Regions from separate parts of the Homo sapiens genome. Here region 2 is linked to region 1. A link is a loop called in an ENCODE intact Hi-C map of the cell type or tissue named here. Cell type or tissue: PC-9. All regions are shown on one strand. Links, peaks and the distances in the headings refer to the core of each region. The heading gives the core; the rest is flanking DNA.

Evidence for each region. A loop is a pair of places that touch in the nucleus more often than their neighbours do. Peaks named below come from ENCODE experiments on the same cell type or tissue, not always from the same donor. Only the 100,000 strongest peaks of a DNase experiment are listed, where the experiment ranks them.
Region 2: it touches region 1 in a loop (5-fold over the local background); 10 of 110 quality-filtered maps call a loop at or near these places.

Annotation. Positions count from the first base shown.
Region 1 is chr7:55,125,190-55,142,265 of GRCh38, reverse strand. All of the region lies in intron 1 of EGFR (epidermal growth factor receptor), which reads right to left. Among named protein-coding and RNA genes, the nearest start is that of EGFR-AS1, 55 kb to the left of the region's middle. RefSeq lists enhancers at 8,487-9,486, 8,427-9,626, 10,140-11,047, 11,353-11,512, 11,523-11,602 and 1 more. In PC-9, for the core only: CTCF peaks have their summits at 8,489 and 8,693; DNase peaks (open chromatin) are centred at 8,315 and 9,375; H3K4me3 peaks cover 1,525 bases; H3K27ac peaks cover 6,995 bases.
Region 2 is chr7:55,183,390-55,191,389 of GRCh38, reverse strand. All of the region lies in intron 20 of EGFR (epidermal growth factor receptor), which reads right to left. It overlaps EGFR-AS1 (EGFR antisense RNA 1), which reads left to right and starts at 2,441. Exons shown (of 2, transcript NR_047551.1): 1 at 2,441-2,533. RefSeq lists an enhancer at 5,016-5,789. In PC-9, for the core only: no CTCF peak of the experiment used is centred there; DNase peaks (open chromatin) are centred at 4,969 and 5,728; H3K27ac peaks cover 2,629 bases.

The sequences.
Region 1 (17,076 bases), core at 4,287-12,286:
TCACATGAAATACTGAGAAATGCAGAAAAACTAAAATAAAACAATCCCTCAAGGTCCAGGTATTAAGGGTAGCAGTTTCTTCACTCTCTCCACACAGAGACTCACCCATTCCTGCCCAGGTCATCTGGGCGCAAAGCTTACTAACTTAGTGAGCTTTAGTGACTGATAATACAAATTCTCACTAAAGGACACAGCAAAGAAATTTGTGATAAAAGATCTTTAAGTTTATATAAGGTGCAATTCATAATAAGAGATAGCTTGTCCCTATAATGCATTGAATTGCATTAAAATGCCAAAATAAAAAAATGTTGAAATTTAAAGGGGTGGGTGGTAGATGAAAATTCTATGAAAATCTTGAAGACAGGATTAACCTGTAAGAGCTCCAGTAGGCAAAAAATAAATTTCACAAGGTATTTCACGAATATAACTGTAGGGTTGAGTTAATAACTATATAATGAACTTTTTACTTCTCAAAAATATTGTGAGTCACATTGTTGTGCGTGCAATGAATGTTTACAAACATAACATACACTGGGCAGTAGTGTACACAACACTACACCTAAAATCAGGGACAAAAGTGTAAATTAAAAACCTAACTGGCTGGAGATTAAAAATATTATTCAAATGAATGCATCAAAGAATAAATCAAAGGTCTAACTGTAGAATATTCAGAAAATAACAAACATCAAAATACAACATTTAAAAACACTCTCAGCTAGTGAGAAACCCACACATCCCTATGCTCGTCCACACTCCATGTTGATCCACCCAGCACAGGCGGAGGCACAGTTACTTCCCTCACCACCAGCATACAATCTTGTATGCTTGAGTTCCTAATGTTTCAAGGCATCAAACTTAATCCAAGAAAAAATTTTAAATTAAGGGACAAAGTTGGACCATAGAAATGGACGTGGTGATCCATTTTTAAAAGCAAAGGAGAGGTTTATAATAAAGTTGTATTTACAGAACTAGTTCTTTGAAAGGCATGTTTAGGCAAGCATAACAAAAGAGAGTCTTGGGCCTTTTGAGGCAGAGAGTGTGTAAAGGGACTATAATTTGAACCCAAATTATCTTAAGAGTGAAGAAATATGGCCTCTGGCTTTGGATGTTGGATTGAGCCTTGGCCAGGTTCTTCCTCATCTGCAAAGGCACTTCTGCAATCACAGTAACCAGGTGGTAGAGCACAAACCATGGCCAAAATCAATACACTGGCACTTTCTTCAATGCTTTTTACATGTGCATTTCTATTTTACAGGCTTCTTTGTTCCTTCCCCATGGGAATGATTCTAAAGAGTATCATTGGACTGTCTGCCCTCTCAATGAGCCATGGAAATGAGCACATGTTCAGACAGCACATAACCAACCCAAAGCACTTACACAAACATTAAACATGAAGCAATCTTCACATCCTCTTTAACTCTGTGGGGATTTCCCTGTTCTTCCCTTCTGTGTTCTCATTCAATTTCAGTGATAATGATAGCTTTCACATGGGAACCATGACAGTTGACAAGATGGAGTCCCTCTCTCCTATCACCAGGGGCAGAATTATTCCATCATTTTTCCAACCATAACTCTGGATTGACCCAGCGTCTCTGGTCTGCTTTTCCTCAGGAGTATGGGGGAAATGAGGTTGCTCTGAATGCAACCTCAAGTTGGAACAATTGTGTGGTTGTCGGCTACACATGCAGATAGGGCTAAACTGATTTCCCAATTCTAAGGTTCTTAAAGATGTCAGCACTGATGTAGGTACCAGGTTGTGACAATAACATGTGGCCTTTCGGTTGGCACACCTTGGAATAAAAGCTGCTTTCCCAGCTGACAGACTATGGCCTCTAACTCTCATTCCAACTAGATTGGCTGTCGTCCAGGTAGCCGCAAGTGTTAGTTGGGCCCCTCGTGCCAAACAGATGAACAGGGTCAGCTAGAACCTAGGGCTGGAACACGTTGCAGAAGAGTTTCCTCAGGATGCAGAGAGATGAAAACAGGCAGCTGCTTTCATTTTAAATAATCAAGGACGTCAGCTTGCAAGTTTCTCTCAGCTGAACCAAAGAATTTTTATTATTCAATCACAGAGTAAGTAACTTTTGTCAGTAAAATAAAGGAAAACATGCCATTTAAGATTAATCTATTATAGAAAACAGTATTTTAAAAAAACTGTACTTGTGCTTTTATTTATTTATTCAAAAAGTGCTAAATAAGCCCCAAATGACCCCCCAAAAGCCCCTTCAGGGCTTATTTAGCACTTTTTGAATAAATGAATAAAAGCACAAGTATTAGAAGCACTTCATTATCTATGAGGATAATGACCCTTCATTGTCTACAATTAGCATGTATAACTTTTATATTCAGAAAAAGATCCTGTATTTGGGAGACAGTAACAACATTACATATTCTTGATGTAAATCTTAATTCACAAAACATTTTGGGAAGCAACTGGACAATTTGTTTAAACAAGTAAGTATGCTTAAATTCTACGTCATGATGATTCCACTTTGGGAAACGTATTCTGAGGAAACAGACCTTATGCAGAATGTTGCTCATTAATTTTGTTAATAATGGAAAAAATTGCAAAGAAACTTAAATGCCCAATTACCCAACATGTCTATACTTGAGAATAAGAAGGCAGTTGATATGCTATTTGATTCAATATAAGGCATGTCAATCTTGAATACTATCCTGGGTTAATTACTAAAGTATCAAAAGAAAACACATAAGGTTGTTTCTTCTGAGGCTTTCCCCTGTCACATACCCAAAAGGAGACAGCAGCATTTAACTGAAATCTAGGATGAGGATCACAATGACTTGGTCTAGGTTTTCTAATTAAAACAAGGTATGATCTTGGTTCCATCCTTATACCAAATATCTCATGTTAGAAATATAAAGCAATGAGAAAATTTAATGTGAGACCACTTATATGAGTAAATTACTTAAAAATTACAGTCACAAATTAGGTAGATTTAAGACAAAACTGCAAAGAGCAAGAGGTTTTTAATTAATTTAAGATAAGGTTTTTGTTTAGCCACTTCCTCATTGGGTGACCTTGAAGTACTTCTCCAAGCTCTCTGTGCCATGCTTTCCTCAAATATGAAAATGGTGACAATAACGTTGATCTCTGCTGTGGTTTGAATGTGTTTTCCAAAGTGCGTTTATTGGAAACTTAATCACCAATGCAACAGTGTTGAGAGGTGGAAACTTTAAGAGGTATTATAATTAGGTCATGAGAGCTGTGCCCTAAGGAATGGATTAATGCCATTCATGTAAGAATGGGTTAGCTATCACGGGAGTGAGTCCCTGATAAAAGGATGAGTTAAACCCGCTTTTTCTCTTCCCCACCACCTCACATGCATGCTCTCTTGACCTTCCACCATAGATTGACACAGCATGAAGGCCCTCACCAGCTGCCAAGCAGATGCCAATGCCATGCTCTTGGACTTCCCAGCCACCAGAACCATGAGCCAAATACATTTATTTTCTTTATAAATTACCCAGTCTGTGATATGGGTATAGCAACATAAAATTAACTAAGACAACCTCCCAGAAATGTTTTGAAGATTGAAAAAATATATAAGCTTTTGACTTTCTTTTATTAAAGTTAACTATTGAGAATGCAACAGAAACATAACATAACATGCATCTGGACCCACGTTAGGGGATGTCAGCCACTCTATATTGTCTTAAGTTATTGTCTAAACTGAGATGTTTGGATCTGCATATGGACTTACTCAAATGTTGGCCATTAAACACAGTTACTTTATAGAATATTTATCAAACCAGAAAAGAAAGAAGAAAGAAAAATGAATACATAGTACTTTAAGGATTACATAAAAATATTTATTTAAGACTAGGTATTTCAGTAGTTGATTCAAAGAAAGAGTTGATATTACTTTAAGTCTATACATTTGAAAACCAGACAATTAAAAGTATTTGCATCAAGTTCCATACAAAATGCTAGTGGTTTGCCTTACCCTTTGCAAATCTGAAGACAAATTCTACTGCATCAAGAGCAGCAGGCCCTATGACTTAGGACTTCAAAGCACTAACTTTTTGTCCTAAAATTTTATTATGATTTATAAATGTATAGAAAAGCTGAAAGAATTGTACCGCAAACATCCTTATGTTAGCATTTTACTACATTCACCTTATCACATATCTATTTTTCTGTCTGTCAGATATGGTCCTCTAGTCTGCCTTTGGATGCATTTTAAAGTAAAGTAGAGATATCACTATACTTCACATTGGTATATCACTAACCAGAGTTCAATATTAGTTTGCAGTCATCATTGTTGTTTTTAAGGTAACATCCACAAACTGTGAGAGGATTAATCTTAAGTGTAGCATTTGATGAGCTTTAACAAATGCACATGCTGGAGTAATCTGAATTCCTGTCATGATCGAAACCCTAACTGTCATCCCTCATGCCCCTCCCAGTCGATCCCTGCCCCCATACACCAGAGGCAACTGCTGTCCTGATCCATTTTCACTACAGAATAGCTTTGCTTGCTTTAGAACATAGATGGACTCACACCACACTGTCCTCTTGAGCAAGCCTTATGTCACAGCACAGTAGTTTTGAGGTTCATCTCTGTTGTTGTGCTCCACTTGGCTGTCAGGGGCAGGTTCAGGAAAGTGGATATACGAAGTTATCTGTGCATTCTTGTTGGACATCTAGGGCGGGCCGGTGGTCTCGTTATTATTTTTCTTGAGAAACTCCTCACTTTATTTTAACTGAAAATAAAAGCAATCTGCCTCCTTTAAGTTTTTAAATGCCTCTGGTTTTGTAGGGTAGGCCCTGTGGCCTTCCTCTGCTATTATGGGGTGTATACCACTCTGCCCACAAGCCTGGGCAAATCTATATTACTTATTAAGACACAGTATTAGAACAAGTTTCTCCAGATTTGCCCAAATCCACTTAGACACTTAGAATCGTCTAAGTAAACTATAATTGTTTTAATTTGTTGTTTTCTTAGCTATGCATTAAAGGCTGCTGAGGTATGAGCTGGGCTGTTGTCAGTCTCTCCCCTTGGCCTCCAAGTTGTCTCTGCTTCCATCCCCAGCCCAGATCTTCGCATCTTTGCTTCCTTTGCATCTTCGAGGTACGCTTAAAGGCCTACCCTCTAGAAAAGCCTGTTCTGCAACTACATTAGCTTAAGTACCCACCATTACATCTGTCACATTATCCTGCATTCTCTGCTCCCTGGCAGTGATCACTACTTATTATTAAGTAGGAATAACTTAATAATAATCATGAAATTATTATTTGCCTATGAATTTGTTATCCATCTTTCCCTACCAGATATACAGATGGTCCTCAACTTTCCATAGGGTTATGTCCTGATAAACCCACCCTAAATTGAAAATAGCAGTCGAAAATGGCATTTTGTAGACATGATAGGATTCAAAAACACAAAACACAATATCCCCAAAATGCTGGTGACACAGTCCACTGTATAGTATCAGCTGTTTAGCCTCTTGATTGCATGGCTGACTGGGAGCTCTGGCTCCCAGCCATTGCCTGGCATCGCAAGAAAGTAACATATCAGACATCAACTAACCCAAGAAAAGATAAAAAATTCAACATTAGAAGTATGGTTTCCATTGAATGTGCATTGCTTTCACACCATCGTAAAGTCAAAAAATCTTAAGTCAAACTGTAGTAAGCTGGGGAGTGTCTGTAAGGATGTGTGTGTGTGTGTGTACACATATGTGTATATATAGATAGCTTATTGGACCTACTGGTATGAAATGCACACACACATGTTGGATTTATATTTTTGTTGTGAAAGCAATGGATGGCCATGTGACCAAAGTCTTGGATGACTTGTCCTGGGTTTCTCTGCCTTTCTCGTTTCCGTGTGCCTGAGGGAGATAGAGGAGGAGGTGGGCTGTATGGGAAGAGTGACAGTCCTTGCCACTTTCTGGTTGGTCATTATAAAATATTTCTAGCTTAGTCATATATTTAATTAGGCTTTAAAGGCCAGAGGAGGATTTTTTTCCCGCTTTCTTGCTGAAAGATTTAAGAAAATCTCAAATAAGATGAATGGATAGTTCATTTATAGGATGAACTTAAAAATATGTAAGGAAAATATAGCGAGTTTGCCAGAGGTTTCATTGAATCAGGACCGGTCATTTCTTTTGCTATACTAAAATCTCAAAGTGAACATGTATACACATCTCAAATGTGCTCAAATGCACGGAAGCATGACAGGAGGAAGATACACCGTGTTGTTAACAATGACCTTTTCTGAATGGTAAATTTCTGGGTGTTTTTCTTATTTACTCTTCATAGTTTTTGTGTTTTTATGTTTTCCATAGTGACCATGTATTACTTTATGCTAAAAAATTACCAAAAATTTAAAAAAATCTGTAAAAAATTTACAAAAATCAGTGTTAAAGAAGGCTAAAGAAGGCTATCTTAAAAAATACATTCCTTAAAAATTGAGAAATAATCATGTACATCTATGAAGACACTCAATTTACCACATAAAAAAATTTTATAAATTGTGACTATAGAACTAGACTAGTCTATGAAATTGATTTAAACCACACAATAGTTTGTAATAATGGAAACTAGAAAACCTATAGTTGTGAGTCATAATGAAATAAGTGGTTAAACCAAAGTAAATACACTTATTTAAATTTTCATTGTGGGTTTAATCAAAACTTTTGTGGGATGGAAAAAGTCATAATTTTGAAGACAACTTTTATTCACAAAGCAAATTTTATGTTTTTTCCTCAGTTGTTCCTTATTTTACCCTATTTTATTCCACAACTAATAAATAGTTCTTAACTGATAGGCATCCAAAGATACCTGTCAAACTGAATGTGAATCTATATTGGAACTTGAAAATACACATGTGATACTCAAAAAGTCCTTTTGAATTTCTGACAATCTTCCATGTACATTATAATATGCCTTCTGGACTAAACATGCCAAGCTGCGGCATGCCCAGCACAGCTGCAAACTCATGTATCTCTAATTAAGTTAACAAGCAGAAGACTTGAAAATAACATCTCTTTATTTTGAGTTAGGGAACAGAATACCCAAACTGGTGGACTTCCAACCCCATGATTCTCCTTCTAGCCATTAAAAGAATCCAAAGCCAAGCTTGTGATTTGTAAAATATACACTAAGTAGAGTGAGAATACCTCTTGGGAGTTCCCACCCTCTTGGGAGTTCACTGATGCTTCTGATCACAGGAAGGCCAGTTCACAAGGGACTGTGGAATATGCTTCCAGTGACATCATCAAACTTCTACAGTGTGAAGATTGTGATGGTACCATTATGGGATGATCTCTAGCCAGTTATCTCAACATGCTGGGTCTCAGTGCTCAGTGTACTCTGATTGACATGGGGCCAGCTCGGCGAATTTCACAGGGCAGTTGTGAGCAGTACTGAGATCATGGACATGAAAGGGCCTCAGAAATCATAGATCTCTCTAAATATGGAGCATGACACTGAGGCTTCACATGGCAGCAACTATTGCAATCTATTTCTGCCTATGTGCCTTCAATGATAACTGTTTTACCTTCATTGGTTTTTAAACTAATAATCTTAAATCACTTTCCATTTTTTATGGGCAACTGAATGGCTAGTAAATCAGAAATGAATTTGACCTGTTATTGGACTATAAGAAACAAAATTGGGCTAAAAAAGATTTCAGAAAGCAATACCCGTTGATCTGTTATGTATTCAATACAATAGTTTCATTTTGAGTCCCTACTGTGTGCCGGGCAGCACCCTTTGCCCTGGCAGGCAGTTTCTCATAACGTTTCCATTTTAAACACAAGGACACACAGGAAACAAGGCTTTTGGACGGAGGAAGGCAGATGATTTACCTGGAACTGAACCTGGATATGGCTGGGGTGGGCCTCACTGTGTCCTGAATCCTGGAACTGGACCTGCATGTGGCTGGGGTGGGCCTCGCTGAGTCCTGAGTCCTGGAACTGGACCTGTGTGTGGCTGGGGTGGGCCTCACTGAATCCTGAGTCCTGGAACTGGACCTGGATGTGGCTCGGGTGGGCCTCACTGTGTCCTGAATCCTGGAACTGGACCTGCATGTGGCTGGGGTGGGCCTCGCTGAGTTCTGAGTCCTGGAACTGTATCTGTGTGTGGCTGGGGTGGGCCTTGCTGAGTCCTGACTCCTGAGCAGGGGACATTGGAGAAAGGACAGGATGCTGGCTTCGATTCAAAATCCCTCTGTGTGAGAGGATAGATAGCAGTGAGCGTGCTGGGCCTGGCTTTCCTTCCTAGACAGAGGGTGAGTAAACGCCTCCTCTCGGGCCAGCATTCTACTTGTCTAATCTCTGCGCTGAGACTTTTGCTTACTCATGTTCAGGGGCTCTCTCTTTACACACAGGCATACTTTTGAACTGAATAATACCACTTCCCCTCCAAAAGTCTGTGGGCCAGGCCGGTGCTTGCACTCTGTGCCTCCACTGTGTCCAGGGCATCTGCCTTGCTGCTTCAGGGCCGTGTGGCTCCTCCAGTGGCGCCTCAGACCTGCCAGAGAAGGGCAGTGCAGAGCCAGGGCGGCAGGAGCCCCAGCAGAGCTGGCCTCTCCCTTCCTGGCTCGCTGGGGAGCCGACAGCACCACAGAACCCGGGGTGGGACAGAATGGGGCAGTGTGGACGTGGGGATGACGGAGATTGCATGATTATCACCAAAGGTGAGCTCAGAGACATCTGGTAGAAGGTAGGGGGAGATACAGAATTCCTAAATGGGGTTGGCATCAAAGATCACTGCTGGAAAATCGGCTTCAAAACCCGGCCAGCTGACTTCAGGAAGCCAGCTCTTTGTTCAAAGTCAAGACTGCCCTGTGCTACCTCCCTTCCCCTCTGACTTCACGTCCCTCTTTGTTACTGGAGAGCTGGTGAGCACCAGGCAGTAGAAAGGTGCCAAGGGCTGCTGGGGGCTGCAGACTGCACAGCCCAGCCCAGCCTCCACCACCCCAGCAGGCTCACTGGGCAGCTCACTCTTTCTTCCTCAGCTTTGCATGAGACAGCTCAGTGCTGCCTGCCAGGGTGCAACTCTTCTCTTCCTAGACAGGCCCTCACAACCGAAGGCACCCTAGCAAGGTGATGTGCAGGTAAAGACAGGCAGGGCTGCCGGGAGTTCACCTCGCTGGGCGCTGTCTCACCCAGTCCACACACCTTTTCTCCTCTATCTTCTATTCAGTTCAGGCCCGTGACTCACTCCTTGATGACAAAGGCTGAGTAATATTTCCCATATGAAGCTGTTTATTTGCTGGTTGAGCTGTCGCCCTAGAAGTCATGTGAATACCAAGCATGGCTGAGAAGCTCCGTGGCCAGATGGAGTCAGCCACAGAGGTTGCATGATGACCCTTTGGCCAGGCTCACTCCACCCTGCTCTGAGATGCACACCAGGCACCAAAGTTGCTTGTTCTTTTGTTCATTAATTCAACTACAACATATCTAGTAAAGTAGCGCGAAGGTAGCTGCTAAGGATGAATCAGAAGTACTCACTGCCCTGAAGGAATATGTGAGTCCTTTGGGGAGGCAACTTTACACATGAAACAGTCACAGGACATCTCAGAGCCATGCAGTGTAGAGGTGTGCTAAAGGAACACACGTCAGAAAGAGAAGTCAGTCAGCTCGAGAACTGGGACGAAAGCACCAATATTCCTCATTACCAAGCAAATGAAAACATAATACTTCACATTCAGATTAGAAGACTACCTTGCCTACAAGTGCCAAGTGTTGGGCTTGGTGACTTCACCATACGTAAAATACATAGTCCCACCATTTACCACTAAAAATAAAGTTTCTTCCATTTCTTTTTTTTATGCCTTCCCATCCTCTGGATTCGAATTGGGGGATACAAGTTATTATCCTTCCTGGTTTGTTCATAGTTATCTGTAAGAAACACATCTTCATTCATTCTTCTTATAGTCAAAAATCCTGAAACAGATATGTAATTTGCAAGGAAATAAAAGATCTCTGACTCAAAAATTGGGATTGGAAATTCTTTTTGCAAATGTTTATCTGCAGAGAGATTTTGTTTGGCTTCCGTGGGGTGGTGCATATCCACCCCTAGCCCAAGATGGTTTAAATGTTCTTTTAAAATTTTTCTTCAATTTTTACCCATGTTTTTTAAAAAATCAATCTCTACTGCAGAATTGCGATTTAAAGCCATCTCTATAAACATACACACATTTACATTGGTTTACCCATGAACATTAGGAAAAAAGCATAAAAGCCCCTCTTTCAAAAAAAAAAAGACAACCAAAAATCGAAAGAAAAGAGCAATCACAAAGACACCAGGAGCAGGTCAGTGCACCAGTGTGCTTCTTTTTTTTTTTTTTTTTTCTGAAAGCAAAGATGCTCCCTGCGCTTGTCCCTTTGACCTCTGCAGCACTGGGCCACAGAATGGCCACGTCTAGCTGCTCCACTGTTCCATGACAGCTGTTAGCCTGGGAGGCTGTGCTGTGTGAATGTCTCTGAATGCTGACAGCGCAAGGGGTCAGCAGCAGGGACCTCAGAGCATGCTGGACACCCCAGGGCCTCTGGACTTTTCCCCCGAGGGTCAAACATGCAACTCTCAGTACTGACAGGAGCAGGACAGCCAGTGAATTGAATTGCTGGGGGGCAGAGGGCGCTCAGTGCCTTTGGGGTAGCTTGGGGAGAAGCAGCTTCGAGAGGGAGTGTCCGAGGGGCCCAAGCCGCCCCGCCTGTGGTTTCTAAGCCGACCCTAAGGTCTAAGCTCGCATGGTGCTGCTTCAGGCTGGAGGTGTTCCCTGAGTCGTCGTCATCTTGTCCTCTTTACTGCGGGGAACAGATGAGAAGCAGTAAAAGGAAGAAAAATAACCTTCCTAAAAGATTACTGACTCAATTTTACCAATGAGCAGTCCACTGCTTGCTTTTTTCAAGTTATAGAAACATGTCATGTTGTCAGCAGAACGATGCAGCCAGTAGTTTATGTTCATGTCATAAAGTGTTTGAAGAGTGAAAAAAAAAAAAAGAAGGTGGAAAGCCAGCCTCTGCCGGCAGTTTAGTCGACAGAACCACAGGCAGCTGCACTGTTACTGGCACATGTCAGTGGGCACTGGGCTCAGTGGAGTCCATGGTTTGGAATCCTGGTGCCACCCCTATGAAGGCAACATCTTAATCATGTTGGGTCTGTTTTCTTCATTTGTAAAACAAGGACTCATGTACCTGTGACTCCTGGGAGGGAAGTGAGAGGGGAGAGTCCCTGGTCAAAGCACCTGGCCCCTTAGTCAGACTTGAGTCTGAGTGAGACTAGAGGGGTTGCACAGGAGGAATCCCGTCCCTTTCTCTAAGCACTCAGAGGTTGCCGGCCTGCCCTCCTGCTCACATGTTGTGATGACCTCACCATGGAGCGGGGAAGCTGGTGCTGACCGCAGCTGACCAGCCCGCCTGGACACAGGGATGCGTCTGCGGCTTGAAAGGAAGGCAGCTGGCCTTGTGTCTAGCAGGGATCCTGTGCGGGGCACATACAGCTGAGAATTCCCTTCAGGGAACCCAGCATGCTCTCAGAACAGTCTCCACCCCTGTTCTTTTTCATTTAGAAAAGGGCCTCGCCTGACCCTCTGTGATGGTTTTGTAAGCGTGGTTGGATTTGTGTGCTCTGAGTGTGTGTGGGTTTTCATTTAACGCTTGTTTTAAAATGAGCCCTCTTCTCACTTCCTACTCAACTGAAATCCTCCTTTTAAGTTTCATTTTAAAGTGGGTGAAGGGATGTAGCAGTGTGAAGACAGACCTTGTCCCGGGGGCGGGCGTGAAGCTTTCCCTTTCCCTGGCTACCCTGTAATCCCAAACTCATTCCTGGGGTCGTTGACAAGGAAAAACTGACTCAAAAATCACTAACAACTACCAAGTTAACTCAGGAGAAGCCCCAGCCAAGTTTCTGCCATAGAAGAATCTTAATTTTGGCTCAGGACATTCTTGCAATAGGGCCGCACTCCTGTTTCTAGAATATATTATCCCTTCCATGAGGAGAGCTGCTAATTAACAGACCAGTTCCTGCACGTAGGCACTTGACATTAGATGGCTCCCCTGCCTGAAAAAATGAGTGAGTCGGGAGTGCTATCCTGAGCTGGCTCTTTACTGCCCCAGGCCTGAATCTAGTGAAGCATGAGCCTGAAGCAGCGCTTGCCATGTCTCAGAGAAGGGCTCAGTAAACCTCCTCTGAATACAGCCAGAGAGTAAATGTTTTCAGCTTCACCCATCATATGGTCCCTGTCCCAATTATTCAACTCTGCTGGGATAGTGTGAACGCAGCCACAGACTGTAAGCAAATACATATAGTCATGCTCCAATAAAACTTTATTTGCAAAAACAGGTGGCAGGCTAGGCGTGACCCACAGGTTGTGCTTTGCCAGCCCCTGTTTTAGGGAAAGGCCTAGCAGGAGGTCAGGAAGTATGTGATGAGGAGCCCTTTCATCCTATACTTTCTAGAAGACAGACCTGGTTGGAGTGATTCATTTTCCCCCAAGGCCAAACTCCAAAAGGATTTTCTTAGTGCTAAGCTCTTCCTATTTCATCATCAGCTAAATAAAGGAATTGAAGTAAGATACAAGGTCCTGAAACCGGAGAGGGAAATGCAGGGGCTGGGGATTGTTATTTGTGTGTGTTTGTGTGCAGGGCAGTGTTGCAGCTCCGTGCTGGGCACAATTTACTTCTAGATTGGGATACTCACTCCCTACCCTCACCACTCCCACCCAGGGCCCCTGCCTTCCCATACTCTACCAAATGGTTGTCCACTCCTCCTGGACCATTCTGAGTGACTAGGAGTGTGTGAAGAAGCAGTCTACTCTTGTTATTGACAACCCTATCACATAATTGTTCCTTATGTTAAGCTGAAACCAGTCCCTTGATAATTTTGTTTGACTTAACACAGATGCAACGTATTGCTTCTCTACCTTACAGCCCTGCAGATATTTTAAGACAATAATTGTTTCTCATCACGTTTCTCACCCCAGTGCTTTCCTGCAGATTCCCCGCCTCCACAGCCCTCCTGGGAATTCCACGTGTGTGGCCTCTCCACACAACTACATCCTCTGCAAAGGCCTCCCCAGCTAGATCTGCTTCTTGGCTTCTGTAGTCCCCACGGCTTTCTCTCATGTATGAGCACTCACTCACACTTGAGTGCTGAAAGCATTCTATTATTTCACAGCACATTTTGTCCTTTAAAGAGATAACATGTCATCTGAGAACAGCACAAACATTTTGTTTTCTTTAGCTTATTATTTTGAAAAATTAGCAAGCAATAAAAAGATAAATAAAAATTGTTGAATTACTGGAATGCATGCATGAACATCATATATAAGTTTTCAACAGATGTGATTCCCTTTTCTGTACAGTGTAATAATGAATATGGCAGTTGAGTAATGAAAATGGAATCTGTATTCCATCTATTAATAGTAGGCCTGACGGTAAATTGCTCTCAAGTTTGGATGAGGAAGTATTTTTCCTTGCTTTGGTCTCCCCTAGGTTTTAGTTTCCTATCACATCCTACTAGCTTAATAGAATTATATTTGCTATTGACTACAGATATAGAATCTTGTAGAAAACCCATTTTCTGATTGAATATATTTGAGATCTAACTAGAGTGATATTTTCCAAAAACATGGAGTCTTCTAGAATACTAGACAAGAAAAGATATCATTGCCATGCTTTGCTTCATTATTAATTACTATGCAAGGGAATACACACAAATAACTTGCAGGGGTGAGTCACAGAACACACGTCGTATATTCTTTAAAAAATTCCTACTTTCAACTTTTCTCTTAGGTTTTCTTTTGCTTTTTGAAAATGTTTTGTGATTCTCTTCTTTCATTAAACTTTTTAAAATAGCTTTCATATTTAAGGGCAAACTTTCTTAAATAGCTTTCATATTTAAGGGCAATGACTAAGGTGAAGCTGCTCCGCCATGACAGTAATTTTAGACCAAAGAATATTTCAGTGGATTTCTTTAACTCTCAGTAATAAACTATTTGAATTTCTCCTCCTTGGGGACAATTAGAAATGAACCGCAAAGGGACACATCAGCTGCTTTGATCAGCAGAAGTGTCTTTCAAATGCAGGCATCGTTCGGTGGTCTAGGAGACTCGTGGTAATGAAGCAAGAAGAGGAGTGGAGCAGCAGGGCTGGGGCCAAGTCCCTGGGTCTAGAAAGCCACTATGAATGAACGCTGCTTGCACCCATTATAGGTCTAAGCACCAATCCAGGCTCAACCGCTCACTCCAGGAGGATGGGAAGCCTTTGTTTTGGTTCCTGTGCCAACTCTGGCTTCTCTGGCTGCCCCATTCAATCTGACAGAACATGTTGACGGAGATAAGGTTATTACTGGCTCCCGCAAGGCCCTACCATGTGAGGTGGTTTCCAGTGGCCTTTCCCGGGGCTGAGAGCGGGGCCTGGTGAAATGGACATATTATAAGAAGTCTGCAATCTGTAATCTGAAGCAAGCTTTTGTTTTTCTTTTTAAGTTGACTGCCTGGTTATTGAGGCCAGTAACCAGAGAAGGGAAAAACTGGAAGTGTGTACTTTGTGTCTCAACTGAATTCATCCTGAAGTTGTTTATTCTGGCCCACTGTCAAGTCTTTATAAGGGGGGTGTTGGCGGCAGAAAGGATTGGTCCTAATGGCTATATGAGTGCCTTCTACTCAGCTAATTTCTATGCTGTTGAACAGCCATTCAAAGCGTATTATTTTTCCTTGAAGCCGAGAAAGTTTCTATACAAGCATTCCTTTGAAAGTGCAATTAACTTTTGTAACAATTTGTGCTTTAGTTTAAGAATTGCAGATGTTGTGTGGGTGGTGGGGGGTGAGGGGGTGGGAAGGAGAGGATGAAGGAGTAAGGATATAGATGCCTCCCACTTGGAAAATGTGGTAACACTTCCTTTCGTGGAAAAAGCGCATCAATTTTTAGAATTACTAAAACATTTAGATGGTTGGTGAAACAACTGAGAAGGCCGTGATGTTTGGTTTGGGGGAGGTTGGACTGGATCATCTCCCAGCTTCCTCTCCTTCCTAATGAGACCCAGATCTTTGTGACAGAATTATCTGGAATTGTGATTTTATGCTTGGAAACTGTCCAAAGGTTGGGTAGCAGAGCCCTGCCACTCATCAAAAATGCTAGCTCAATTTGCAAAAGAAATACAAAACCCAAAATGTCACATCACCATTGGGATGTAAGTATTGATGTGCGTGGGTCAGAGGAGCTCTTATTAACTAGATGGTACATTAGTTTTCACTGGGGAATGGTTTTCACCATTAGAAATACACTTGCACTGCCCCCAAGTCTATTCCTTATTATTTAGTGTTAGTTTGAGGTTAAGCGGGGGTGTTTGGTTTCACTGAATGTTTGTGGCTATTTCATACTACGGTATGATCCTTAGTAAACCTTCTACCTCAAAATCCACACTACTTTTTGTATAATGAATATCTCACTCATCCCCTGACAAACAAGATAACATTTATAAAATACTTTATAGTTTGCATTTGCTAATAATCTAGATTTTCTAATTCATGTATATCCAGTACTTAAACTATTAACAGAAATCAACCTAATAAGGAAACTATTGAGATTCAATCCCACTAGAATTAAATCCCTTTTATATGTGTGACTTCTAGGAAAGCAGTTAATCAGAGGCAGTGCAGGAGCATTTCTCTCCCCCTCACTGGTATGTGGGGATGAGGTGTGCAGTGGGGGCACCTGGCATGGTCTTTGAATGCATGGGTCCTGGCTTCACAAGCCTGCGTTTGCACCCAGCTCTGCCAACAGTAGTGGGGTCCCCTTGGGCAAATGACTTCTCTTTACTAGCTTCACTGTCCTTGTCTGTTAAGTGGGAGTAGAAGAATGCCTCCCTCGTGGATTGTTGCAAGGATTAAATTGTTAATATTTGCACAACACCCAGAAGAGCATCTAGGTCATGTAAGTGGTTGCTGTTGTCATCGTCCTTTTAGGATTAGTATGTGCAAAAACGAACAGTCCTGGGACATAGCATTGACTGGAACCAATGCTGTTCCTGCCCTCAGGAAGCTTACCATCCAGTGGGGAGACAGACATTCACTGAATCATCACAACATCACAACTGTGATTATGCCATGGGGATGATCTAAGAGTGCAGAAACCTGACCTGGTCTGAGAGGTTCTGGAGGGGTTCCTTCAGGAAGCAGTTCAGCTGGGCTTCTAAGGACAAGCGGGGCCCCGCCACATGTGGGGAAGAGTTGGGGGCAGGGGACCTTCCTGGCAGGGCAGGAGGAGAGGGACTGTGAAAGGCTGCCTGGCTGAACAGAGCCTAGCAGAGATGAAGCTGAGAGTGTGAGGGGAAGTGGGATGGAGAGGTTCCTGCTGCAAGGCTTGTAAGGACTTTAGATTTCATTTGAAAGGCACTGAGAAGCCACTGACAGATTCAAATGAAGAGGAACATGTGCAGATGTGTGTTTTTAAGAATGCCTCTGCTTTTTGGAGGGGGTCCTAGATGGCATCTGGAAGTGGGCGTGTCTGTGACAGCACAGTGCAAGGGGCCCTGTAGCGCACAGGTGCTCTGGACTTCGCCTGGGTCAATGCCTCATCCTGGCTGTGACGCTGCAAGACGTCTCCGTGGGGAAAGCTGGTACGCTGGATTTATCCGCATCATTTCTTACAGCTAGTATGTGTGAATCTACAATTTTCTCAAAACAGACAGTTTAATTACATAACTTCTTGAGATGTACAAGCTGTAGGGCAGAGCCCTTGCAAAGAAATATCATCCCTAGGTATGTGTTTGCTTTATGGGAGGAGCTGGCACCCCAAAGCTGGAGCACCCAGTGCTGTTGGAAATGAGCCTGGCTTCTGGCAGTGCCCTGGTGACAGGTGACTCTTCTTCTCTAACTGAGATAAATGGAGTTAGCCATAATAGCTTGTAACTTTCAAATACTATGATTTTTTCTTATAATTTTTTAAAGCATGTGGTTTCAATGTTGCATACTCAACTTATGACTAATAATTAGTTTTCTCAATCCCATGTTGCACATTTTAGTATTAAATAATCTCCTTCTCCCAACTTGAAACACAAACACAAAAACAGATCTTACTGCCATGTGGAGAAGGGCC
Region 2 (8,000 bases), core at 1-8,000, 53 kb before region 1:
TGTGGTTTATCTGCAAAGTGGGGGTGGGGGGTGGCGGGGACCATGCCCTCCTCACCAAGCTGGTGCAAAGGAATGTCGTTCAGGGTTTTTAAGCCACACTCTCATTGTGCTTTCTTGGACTCTCTGATATGGTTCACTGCCTATGAAGATTTTTGTCCTGTTTTACTTTTCACTGGTTTATTATTATTATTATTACTGAAACCACATGGATACTGAAAATGCTTTTAGAAGACACCACCCTCCCCACCTCCCTGGCTGCCTCCACAATCTCGCTGCAATTGAAATCTCTGCTCTGAGAGTAAGAAAGGAATAATATGTGAGAAGCAGCCAGCACAGCGCCCAACAGAGTGAATTCCTAGAAATGCTACCCTGACCCTGGCTGATCCTGACCCACGGCCTCTGGTGTCCTTGTCACATGCACCTTTCTCCCTGCTGGCTGCTGGGGTCACTGCTGACCCCTGCTCCTCCTTGCTTGACGGATGCCTACCTTGCTGAGCCCAACTGTCCCAGGCTTTGGCCTAAGAATGGCAGCCTGCATCTCTCTGCAAGGGCCAGGCTGGCAGGTGGGAGAGGCTGGGAGGGGTCAAGTTCTGCAGACTTCTTATTATTGTTTCTACCACACTCTCTTCTCTCTCCACCAAGAGGGTGGGCCACCTTTCTAGTTCCCTTTATGGCTGATGTTCATGTACTTTCTAGTACAGAGTGGGCACGACAGAAATGCTTGCTGCGGTGCAGCAAACAGAAACAAACAGGCATCTCTAGCCTGCTCCACTCTGCCGCTCCTGTATGGAGGGATCCCACTGTAGTGTGACTGCAGGGAAAAGCTGTAGATGTGGATGGATTCCCAAGTTTTCTGGCAAATTGTTTTTTTTTTGCATGAATATTATGTGAAAATGATTTGTTGAATTGGCATGTCAGAGCAAAATTAAAATTTTTTCTTTCTCAGGCAAAACCAGTCATCATAAGAACCTAGGGTCTCGCAAAGATGCTATGCAGAATTAGTCTTTGGGCGCCGTTTGTGAGGCCTTTAATGTTTTTCTCTTTTGGAAAAGAGACGCTTGCCTGACACCCACGTCTCATGACTACATGGACTGTCCCCTCACCCTGCACTGCCGAGAGCGCTCCTACGGGTTTCCGATGCTGCTGGACGTTAGTGCTTCCCTGCCTACTTAAGAGGAAATGAGCAGGTTCTTCTCTGGACAACACTTCCAGATTAGGAAGTATTATGTCAGGATGGTGGGTGGAAAGGGAGAGGAGAGGGGGGGCAGAAGCCGAGGAAGCGCTTCCCAAAAGAGGACTGGCCCAGACTCCCTGCTACTCTGGCAGCCTGGGTCTCCTTCAGAGGCAAGCTCCCTGCCCCCGCTGTCTGCCTCGTTTGACTCCTGCGATGCTGACTTGCTCTCTGCCTGGTACCCTGTCTCTTACAGAGCAAGGCCTCTGTTTATTAAATATCATGAACTCCTGCCCATTCGAAAGGGAGAGTTAGGCTCAGCCTCTTGCTGGTTCAACTGAGTGTCTACCTTCTTGGCTGTGTGAACTCCCAGGCTATCTCCTCTTCTCTCTTCTCTGTCCCTTGATTTCTCACCCTCACCCTTGCTTTCTCCTTTCTTTCTACCCTGTTCGTTCTTCACATTTGTACCTTTTGTTCGTTCTTCACATTTGTTGAAGGCGTCCTCTGTGGTAGCTGTTGAGCAGGAGTGGCACAGGCCTACAGTAAAGAGCCACACACAAGTCCCCATGCAGAGGACCAGGAACCTCTCCCTTTCTCCCTCTCTATTTAAAATGCGTGGTTTCTACATATTCATTAAGCCCACAAGGAGGCCCTCAGAGCACATTCCCAGCTTCGTTTCACCACCACTGCTAACTTTCATTCTGCCTCTTTAAATGCTTAGCGGAGATTTTGGTATACTGGGCACATTTTTAAAACGGCCTGTTGAAGAATGAACAACTGAATGAATGAATGATTGAATGACTGGTGATAGCAGCTGACAGTGCTGAGCACTGGCGATGTGCCAGCCCTTTCACACACGTCCGTGCAGACACCTTTTCTATCCCAGTCCCCACACGACCACCTCGTTAGATGACCTGGGGTCCAGAGACTGAAGCATGTGGCTGCACAGACCAAATACCCTGAGACCCCAAGACCACTACTGGGACCATGGCTTTAATTGCCCTGCTGGGAAATGCACCTGCTAAGCCAGAGGCTGCTTGGGGTTTTATATATATGCATATGTGTGTATATATATATATGTATATGTGTATATATATATACACACACACACACACACACATTATGTGTGAGAGCATGAGACAGCGTGAGCATGCACCTTGGTCCCGTGCCTCTGGGGAAGTCCGCGTCACTCTGTCAATCTAACAAATCCAGCTGACCTCTGGCCCAGCCCTTCCCCACTCCTCACACCAGGGCTTTAAAGGACCTGAGCCATTTCTACACAGTGTCTGTTTCCTCAGAACACCGGTCTTCACCAAAGGCGTGGGAAAGGGCAGAGAGCACAGGACATATTCTGGAATTCAGGTAATCAGTTGGAGGGTTTTAAGTCAGAGACAGCTTTGGGACAAGGAGAGAATCCCATGTGAACTTAGAGGAGACTTGACGCATGGGTCTCCGTCCCACTGCCGGCACATTTGAAAGGACAACTCTGTGCCTGGCGCAGTTATGCTTTAACTGGTCCCCAAAGATAAGAGCTGCGATACGGCCTGTGAGCTCCCAGGGTCCGAGCAGAGGTCGCAGGAAGAAATATCAACAAAGCCTCAGCGGGGCCTCTCAGGAAACTCAGTTCCTGCTTCTTCTCCGAGACCCTCACTTTAATTGAAATTAAAATATTTATTTTTGTTAATTACTACAGGAAAACTGGAATGAATTTTGAAATACAGCACTGAGGTTAAAAGGGGATTTGAAAAGCCAGCCTGGAACTTCCACTTACAAAAAAGAAGGCTCTGCTCCACATGGCTGTCGGGGCTTATTCTGGCAGGGTACCCCAGAGTGAGGGGCGGGGGCTGTGTTTGACCTTGAAGGGCTGGGTGTTCCCAGGGGCTGCCGCACCCCACGAGTCTTGGGAGGAGTTCAGAGTGAGAGGCGGGAACTGGATTGTTTGTGTTCTATTTTGTAAATCTCCTGTGGAAGAGCTCATGGAGCAGTGACTTAGGAAGGAAGTGGAGGAGGGGAGGACGAGAAGGCCGCGTGGTTCTGGTGGAGTGGAGGGCTTTCCTATCAACACTATTCTGTTGTTGCTGTTGTTCAGAAGTATTTATTTAAAGCAAGATCAGAAAGAGGCTTAAGGTTCATCATCTTCAAAATAACCCACCTCTACCAGAACCATGCTGAGACCAAGACCACCATCACCCTTCCCCTGGGGGCTGGGGCTCACCTCTCACCTCCACTTTGGGCTGGTCCTGAGGCAGGCAAGGCCAGACACTCTTGGCCACAGCTAGGGAGAAGGTGAGGGGCCCCGCAGGGCTTTCTCAGGCCTCATCTTCCAGGATCCCCCTGTACAAATGATGGTGTTCTCCCCTCAACCTTTTAGCCCTTGGGGTGCTGGTGGGGAGGGCAGCCCCACCCCAGAGACCCACCTGCAACTGGTAGAGGTAAGGGATGGGGTTCAGGGGGGCTCTGAAACTACGGATCTGATGAAGTTTTTAAGCAGAGTGGTCACCAGGAGAAGCCTCCGCTCCTGTCTCTGGACTCCAGATCTCAGAGCATCTGTGGCCTTGAGCTCCCTAAAAAATGGAAGAGTCTGTTCCTCAGGCCAGCTTGCCACCTTCCCAGGCAGGCATAGAGTAAGTGCTAGACCTCGGAAGAGGCAGGAAAGTGTCAGAATGTCCTATTCCTAGACAGAAGTGGTGCAGCACGGGCACCCTGCTGCTCAGGGAGGGAGGGCTGCTGGGACCCCTGTCCTGAGAGTCATGCTCTGAGCTGGGGCATCCATGCAGGCTGAGAGGCTGCACCATGGAACCAGGCCACCTGGATCAAATCCTGAGATCTTGGCAAGTGACGTAAACACCGCATGCCTTTGTTTCCCCATATGTAGAATGGATTAATCAGAGGGTGGAATGAGTTTATGTAGAGATAGCACCCATGGAGAGTCCCGGGTAGGTGCTCATGATTGTCACCATTTCCTCCAAATGCCAAATCTATTCTCTCTTCTCCATTCCTTTTGCAGCGACCTTGAATTTGGCCACCATCTTGCCTTTGTGATGAGGCTCCATGTGCTTGGCCCTGAGGGGTCCACCCCTCCTCCCCAGTGTCCCTTATCTGGTGGTTTCCTCCCTGTCCTCAGCATCTCCCAGTCAGAGTCACTTCCCCACCCTCAAGTGCCTTCACGCCCTGTCCGCAGCCAACTCTCACCCACAGAGGCCTCCTGGACAGGGAAAGGACCTGTCACGCTGTTTGGTCTGCAGGACTCACGGCTCTGGAGGGTGAGGGGCCATCTGGCTTGTTCACTGCTATCTTCCCAGAGCCAGGGGGCTTGGCTGACAGACCCATTCCATTCAAACTTGGAGCTCACCCTCCCTGTGCCTTGCATGGTGGCCTCACTATAGCTGCGCCTCCTGCTCTGACCTGCTTCCCTTCCTGCTCTGTATTTGTTGGCAAACTTGGGGAGATAAGAAATTTTGTCTTACTTCTATATGTATTTCATGTGATGCTTAACACTAGCAGGTAAATGCTTAAGAAATAACTAGTCAAAATGTCTAAAGATGATGAATGTGCTTCAACAGCACTGTGAGCTTTGTCTTTTTAGTGATATACTAAAGTGATCATTAGGTTAAGTTTAGCTGCGACCCTTTGTGGAATACGCAAGAACAAATAAAAAAAATAACTCACATAACTGAAATCTCTGGTCCTTGGACCTAGGAATCCACAAAGCTGTGTGATGTGAACGTGCTGGGTAAGTCATCCTCTCTGGCCCAGTGCAGACGGGATCAGGAGGTGCAGGGCTGAGTCACCACCCTGGGGCCACAGTTAGTCAGCAGGGGTAGGCTCTGCCGAGTCCTCATCTGAGGATGGGAAAGCCATGAGGGGAGGGAGCAAACCTGGATGACGAAGGCCGGAGCCCTCTGGGACCTGCCTTGCAGTTGCATTGGAAGCAATGTAGAGCAAGCCAGGGTCTCTTCTCCATGACAGCCTATCTCCACCAACACACTGTGGCCCTTCCTCAGTGCTCCACCCAGTGTCACTTTCACTCTCTCACAGTCCTGCTTGTGTGCTATGACACGCACACAGCACGATCTGTCAGCGTGGTTTTCGTGACCTGGCACCTAGGAATAGGCCTGAGTGGCCTGGAATGTGCTGGCACCACCAGCTTGGAGTCTCCTTCCCTGTCTCCCGGTGTGGACGGGATAGCCCGGCCCACTCAGCTCATCTTCCTCTCCCTCCCATTAGCAGCTCACAGGCACTGGGGCTTCTTGTCAGTAGCAGAGCCGTGAAAGCACCTAGGGCTTTTTAAAATGGACTTGGACCAAATTAAGTAGCCCACGTACTTGTAAAAAGGAGCCTTTGACGTTTTCTTTGATGTTCATCTGCATTAAATTTTACCTCATAGATGGAACTAAGTGTAGTTTGGTGCTTATACAGTTGTGGTCAGAGAGTGCCATGTGTAAGCCAGTTTCATTCTGAGAACCCTGCCCCACCGCTACCGTGCGTTGTTCACCAGGCCTGGCCTCAGGACTGTAAACTGATATTGTTTGCTGTACTACAGAACCACATCAGTGTCTGCCTGAACACTCAATTCTGTGAGACTGTAATCTGCATTAGGTGATGAGAAAGCTCTGTTGTCCAAATAGTTTGGAAGAATGTGAGATGAGTTGCAGTCTGAATGGCAGGACTCTGCAGTCCTGGGCATGGGAGGCTCCACGGGGAGAGGGTGGCACAGGAGCAGGGCTTTCCAAACGGCACGGATGACGGGATCTTTGGATGACTGTGCCGTGTGATTTATTCTGGGATTTACTAGCTGGCTTGTAAATCCCAGGAAGAGTAGACAGGCTTTCTTAAGTCTAACTTAATCCCAGTGCATGAAAGCCACTGTGAGCTCCTGTGTGGGGAATTTAGGAGGCACCTGCTCTTTCTGGCTAGTAAGCAAGTGGTGTCTCCGCAAGCTCCTGAGATGGTTTTGCATATGGAGAACAAAATCCATTTTCCTTGTAGATGGCAAGGGATGTCTCTCTCATGGTCTACTGGTCTCATATGGATTCCTCCCAAGACACCTCTGTTTTTTTTCCTTTTTCCTTTTGTCTAGTTGATATAATTTTATGTAATCTCTTTGGCAGTTTAGTCAGGACAATGAAACTTGCATAACAGTGGCCAGCTCTCCCATCAACATTTAGAAGAAAACTTACCTAGATAGTTTGTGCCTTTGTGAGTCAACACAGGACATTTATAAGCCAATAAATCCCATTTTGAGGATGCCAGGAGTTTAGTTTCTGGTCAGCCACTAAGTGTTTCTGGGTAGTTTTACTTCAAACGTTTAAAAAGAAAATTTTTTAATACTCAGATACATTGTAAGTAACCCAAGAGCAAATTTCTATTGTCACAATTTGGGGAATCACTGTTTTCATTTCCCTCCAGGGACAGCTGTTCCATCATTGCAACTATTCAAATACAGAGGAATGAGGTTTCTCTTGTGAACTAAAAAGCAAATCTAACAGAGACAAAGCGTTAACTGCCCGTAATGTAAAAGGACTTCAAATCAAAATAAAGCTAATCAAAGTACAACAAACACAAGAATGGCTTTAAATAACAGATTGAAATTGTAGGTAATATTATGCAGAAAACTGTCATGGAAAACTTTCAGGCCCTGGAAACTTAAACTCAGGCTTTCAGTAACTTCTGCTTAAATGGGACACGCACTAAGTTTATTCTCTGTAATGGACACTATTATATTCGTTTGTAGAAGGCTAATTTTTGGGGTCAAATAAACCTCCACTTATCTAGGTCAGGCCAACTGGAATGTGAGCATGAGAAGGAGCGCTGGAGAGCAGGTCATGAGCAGCAGAGATCAGGAACAATGGCGGGCATGTGATGGTCATGCTGCGCCAGGGAATGAGGGTTGGCACAGATGTAGATTAGGAAGATGTTTCTGGGTATATTTTAGTGGCTGCTCCAACCTAGGTCAGCCAAAGGGGATCAAAGGAGGAAAAGAACACTCAGTGGGGATCAGCCATGTGCTGGGCCTGTGGTGGGCGATGCGAAGGGGCTCACTGCCCTCCCTACCTCCCAGAAAGACAAGGGGCAGAACACACTCCACAGTCGGGAGACGAGGCGCAGACAGGCCAGCAACGTGCCCCCGTTCACACGGCGAATGCGCCAGAATCCAGATCTGAATCCACAGTCCACTGGAGTCCTGAGCTCATCCTATATTGAGCGAAACCTGCCAAGACTACGTGCCCCTTAAGGAAAACGGTCACATACACATTTCACACGGATGGCCCGACCACCTCTCCACCATGTAAGGAGTCACCTTTGTGGAGCTGGGGGTTACTGGGAGATGATTAAGAACAGCTGTGGACTGTTGGCCCCCTCTGATGAACGGAGGAAGGGCAGCTCCCACATGCAGGGCCGGGTTTGGGGAATAGCCAGGGCTCACCTCCCGGTTGGGACAGGTAGGCACAAACTCAAGTAAGCCATAAACCAACCAGATATTCTGGGGCAATATGTGCTAAGAAGAAACTAAAACCAGGTGATAGAGACTGCCTGGGCAAGGAGGGCAGTGCTCTCCATTCCCTGCTTCAGATAACCAGGAGGAGAGCTGGGGAAGCAGGTCTGGGTTCCAGGTCAGGGCATGAGTGGATGTAGCTCCACACCCAGCAACATCTGCCCCAGGCTGACCACCCCCTCCCCAAGACAGTGGGTTGCACAGTGTCTCCACATTTCACGTCTACCCAAAACTGCAGAATGTGACCTTATTTGGAAATGGGGTTTTGCAAATCTAGTTAAAAGTCTTGAAATGAAATCATCCTGGATTTAGGGTGGGTCCTAAATGCAATGA